Linked DNA regions of Homo sapiens: region 2 is linked to region 1. Evidence: read pairs that join two places in POLR2A ChIA-PET (ENCODE). Cell type or tissue: GM12878. All regions are shown on one strand.

Region 1 (2,500 bases):
GAGTGTTTCTTAAAAAAAATATGGTAAAGTATTACATATTTTAAAAAGCTTTGAATAAAGATGATTTCAAAAGATCCTGTCCCAGAGTTCGAGACCAGCCTGGCCAACATGGTGAAACTCTGTCTCTACTAAAAATACAAAAATTAGCCAGGCGCGGTGGCAGGCACCTGTAATCCCAGCTACTGGGGTGGCTGAGGCAGAATTGCTTGAACTTGGGAGGCAGAGGTTGCAGTGGGCCAAGATCGCGCCACTGCACTCCAGCCTGGTTGACAGAGCAAAACTCCGTCTTGGGGGGAAAAAAAGAAAAAGATCCTGTCCTTTCCAATATCTAACATAGAAGTTCTGAAACTGTCTGGGTGTGGTGGCGGCTCATGTCTGTAATCCCAGCACTTTGGGAGGCCGAGGCAAGTGGAGTGCTTGATCTCAGGAGTTTGAGACCAGCCTGGGCAACATGGGGAAACCCCATCTCTACAAAAATTAACCGGGCATGGTCGCACGTGCCTATGGTCCCAGCTACTAGCAGGGCTGAGGCTGGAGAATCGCATGAACCCAGGAGGCAGAGGTTGCAGTGAGCCGAGATTGTGCCACTGAACTCCAGCCTGTGTGACACAGTGAGAAACCATGTTACCTATATCTAAAACTGCACGGTAGGTACCCTACACATATTTGATACAAAATCCTTTGTGTCAATTTAGTAGGTAAAAGAACTAAAAAATATTACCTAAGAAGCAAAAAGGGAAAAAGGCAAAGAAATTTATCATTCTATACACATACTCTTTCAAAAATATAGGTCACCATACCATCTTCAATGACACGTCCTTTATCATCCAGCATGCCCTGAATTTCACAGCCTCTGACATAAACCAGGCCAACCTGCTCAATAAAAGGTCTCCTCCGGTCAAACTTAGTGCCATAAGGTTTTGTGGGACGTACGGTAATTAAAAAGCATACATCATGCTTACGAAGACCTGGTAAGATATAAAGACATTTTCATTTATTAGAATTTCATTGTTTTCAGTCTTTTGTAGGCAAATTCTTATTTGCCTCTCTACCTCTTATCTTTGGTAGAGAGATACCGTTGAGTGACCAATGATTATTATCGCATTGTAACACAATTATGGGCTTTTCTATAATCTTTAATACTCAATATTTCATAGCATTAATTGAAATGAAAACTTCTTTATATTAAAATTAGAAACATTCATGCCATGAATATATTACTGAATAAGCCCTCCAAGTCATGCTACAGCTCCAAAATTGGATGTTCGTCATCATTCTTATTTTTAACAATCTTAATAAGTAACCAAAAATATGGCTGGCATATAATCCATCTATAGCATATTTAGCAGGTTTTTAATATCAGTTTAAACTATCTATCAGTGTCATTCCAAAGACAGCCTAATTGTATTTCACTAAAACAGGTCAACTCAAGAATAATTAATCAAGGCAAAAAAGTATTGTTTACAGGTATGATCTTGAGAAAGATGGCTGAATATATACAGTTTCAGTTGGCAAATCGTGAACATTTTTATAAGTGAATGTCAAGAAAAAGGAGACTTGTGCCAGAGTCCACAGCTTCTTGGTCACTAGACCCAATAAAGAACTCAAATGGCTTCCCAGCTCTATTAAAAGTAGAGAAACTGGAAGACAAGGATTATAAAATTAGACCTCACAGCATGTAATGCTACACCACTTAATCTTCATTCCATTTCTGATGTTTTTGTTAGCCATTACATGACATAAATGTAAATGTAAACAGTCTGCTTGCTCACAACCTTGTTAACAACAAACACAATGAAATCAAATCAACAATGTGGGCATATGGCTAATAGTACTGAAAATATTTTGGTTTGTTTTAATTGGGGGACTGGTTAGAGTATGGGTAAAGGTAGAAATAATAACTCTATTCATAATACTGACTTAATTATTTCCCAATAAATTCTATGCAAAGCAGCAAGAGAAGTAATGAGAATGAATGGGAATCATCCTACTCTCTGAGTTGTACTACCTGTGTGATGTCTGATCTGCACAGCTCATTAAAACTTCTAAGTCTTACAGCCAAAGAAGTGGTCCTGAGAAGTCATTTATCCTCTCCCAAGATAGGAGTTACTTTTTGGCATCACTGAGGGATGACCTCTTGTTCCTTCCTAAAACAAACCACTTTACTCTGGGACATCTTAGATCCACATTTTTTAAAATCCTATATGTCTCTCTCCTTGCAACCATTTGTATCCACCCTATCCTAGCTGTGCTTTCTGGAGCAAATCTGGCATTTCCATTTCATGAATTCTGTTTCCTTAACTTTAAATGAGAATATTGAAGAAGATAAGGGCTTGAGGTTCACACCTTTTCAAAGGGACAAAAGGAATGTTTTATGGTATTTAGTTTAATAATCTTTAAAATTTACTTTTATAAAACAATATTCAGCTGGGCACGGTGGCTCACGCCTGTAATCCCAGCACTTTAGGAAGCTGAGGCAGGTGGATCACAAGACCAGCCT
Region 2 (2,500 bases), 150 kb after region 1:
TTATTATCACTTAAATATTACTGGTTCCATAAATTACTTTTTCTTGTCTCAGAAAGCCTTCGCCTTAGGGGCTTCTGACTAGTGGAAATAGAGCCCTATGTCCTCAAGGTCATGGGCAAGGGCAGGTCACGGGCAAGGGCAGGGCATGTCTGTATAAAACGCCTTCCTGACTAGGTGTGGTGGCTCACGTCTGTAATCCCAGCACTTTGGGAGGCCGAGGTGGGCAGATCACCTGAGGTAAGGAGTTCAAGACCAGCCTGGCCAGCATGGTGAAACCCCATCTTTACTAAAAATACAAAAATTAGCTGGGCATGGTGGTAGGTGCCTGTAATCCCAGCTACTCGGGAGGCTGAGGCAGGAGAATTGCTTGAACTTGGGAGGCAGAGGTTGCAGTGAGCCGAGATCGTGCCATTGCACTCCAGCCTGGGCAACAAGAGAGAAACTCCGTCTCAAAAAAAAAAAAAAAAAAAAAGAAAAAAAGCCTTCCTAAAGCAGGGTTCCAAATGAGGATCCTGAAGTTCTTGTGGGCTATAATCCCTTTCAGTTCCCAAATGAAAAGTGAATCTGATGATTTATTCATTTCTGTAGGGGCTAAAATGCCATTTGAAGTTATCATTGAGGCATTAAATTTTCCTCATCTGCAAAGCGTAAGGTTCCAAATACCTAGAGAGGTGAGGCTGTGAGAGATGGGAGGATGAGAGAGGTCGTTCAAAGGCTGCGAAGGAGAATGAGATAGAAGAAGTGGGCCTGCCACTCTTGGAACGTGAGCTTTGTTTGGAGGAACTCCTGTAGAGACTGGAGGGGGAAGTGGCAAGGTAAAGAGCTGCCTCCACTTTTATGTTTCATAATACGTTTTTTAGATGTTTCTTCCCAGCCAGAAATTGTCAATATGATTAAGAGTCAGCTGTCTGACCTCAAAAGAAGGTGGCCAGCTGCCCTTTAAATATGTCTCTGCAGTTGAGGGCATCCAATAAAAGCCAACTTGGTATGAAAAACCAATTTTTTTCTTTGCTGTTTATGTTTTTTTTTCTTAAAAAGCTTTGAACAACATAGCAAAAAATAAGAAAGGAGGGCTGTGCTCCAGATGTGCAAGCTTTCCTAGAAGAAAAAAAGATCTGAAAAGCTTCTTCACCACCTGTCCTGGTGAGGCAAGCAGAGGACTTGACTCCACATGAGAAAGCTAATCAAAGAAAAAACTCTACTTGTCAGAATTTTCTCTCTAGTTTTCATCGTACAGAGGCACATCCTGACAAACTATAGAGTCCCTCCACTGACCAAAAGCGAAAAACAAAAAGACAAAGTAGCTTAAAATAGGGCTGAGTAGGACTGAAAGTTTAAGGAACTATTAAAAACAAAGGAAACACGCTAATTCTACCCAACAAAGAAATAGGAAACACGTCAGAAGACAGAAGGGAAAGAAAGAAAACCTGCTACCCATGTTTAATCTTTGTCTACTCCCAGAAGACTCACAAAATTTAAAACAAGTACAAATGAAAATACAGAACACACTTTAACAAAAACAGATCAGTAGGTGGTTACCATGTGCCTACTTAGAGCAGCCCCTATTTCTCAGGGCCACGAGAGTGATAGCACAGATGAATTAAGCCCACACGCCCAAAGCAAAAATTTCATTTTGGTCTTTAGTCTTATTCTCTTCTCAACTAGAGACTAACAAAAGTAAGTCAAACCACTTCGAGTTTCAGCAGTTTTCCTTCTTATTTCTGTACTAAAGAGTTATGAAAATGGCTCTTGGCAAATATGAGGAAAAGGAAAAGCAACAAGCCTTATTTGACTGCACTGAGGCTGTCTGTGCAGACTTTTCAGAGGTGGGGTTGTCAGTGCAAGAGACGAACAGCACATAGGGCTCTTAGCCTTGCCACTTTGTTTGAAAGGCTATAGAAACTGACTGGTAGGTGCCAGGCATTGTGATAGTTATTTTATATATATATATATATTTGCATTTAATCCTTCAGTAGCCCAGTGAAGTGGAAATTTGTATTTCTGTTTGTTTTTGTTTGTTTGTTTTTTGAGACGGAGTCTCACTCTGTCCCCCAGGCTGGAGTGCGGTGGCATGATCTTGGCTCACTGCAAGCTCCGCCTCCCAGGTTCACGCCATTCTCCTGCCTTAGCCTCCCGAGTAGCTGGGACTACAGGCGCCCGCCACCACGCCTGGCTAATTTTTTGTATTTTTAGTAGAGATGGTATTTTTTGTATTTTAGTAGTTTCACCTTGTTAGCCAGGATGGTCTCAATCTCCTGACCTCATGATCCGCCCGCCTTGGCCTCCCAAAGTGCTGGGATTACAGGCGTGAGCCACCGCGCCCGGCTTGTATTTCTGTTTTACACAAGAACTCAGAGTTCAAGTATCATGGTCAAAGTCATGTATTCTAAATGGGGGTGGGCCAATATTTGAACAAAGATCAGAGAAGAAGCAATGTATTTGCTGTGCTGTGAGCAGGCATATTTGCTCTGAAATTTGAACTGAGAGGCAGTTCTGAAAT

The links. Peaks named below come from ENCODE experiments on the same cell type or tissue, not always from the same donor. Only the 100,000 strongest peaks of a DNase experiment are listed, where the experiment ranks them.
Region 2: POLR2A ChIA-PET joins it to region 1 with 7 read pairs; 2 of 35 experiments call an interaction of 5 or more read pairs at or near these places.

What each region holds. Positions count from the first base shown.
Region 1 is chr15:34,905,745-34,908,244 of GRCh38, forward strand. AQR (aquarius intron-binding spliceosomal factor) reads right to left here. Exons shown (of 35, transcript NM_014691.3): 18 at 801-968. Among named protein-coding and RNA genes, the nearest start is that of AQR, 63 kb to the right of the region's middle. In GM12878, no CTCF peak of the experiment used is centred here; no DNase peak of the experiment used is centred here.
Region 2 is chr15:35,057,465-35,059,964 of GRCh38, forward strand. No RefSeq gene overlaps it. Among named protein-coding and RNA genes, the nearest start is that of NANOGP8, 27 kb to the right of the region's middle. In GM12878, no CTCF peak of the experiment used is centred here; a DNase peak (open chromatin) is centred at 1,299; H3K4me3 peaks cover 1,060 bases; H3K27ac peaks cover 1,244 bases.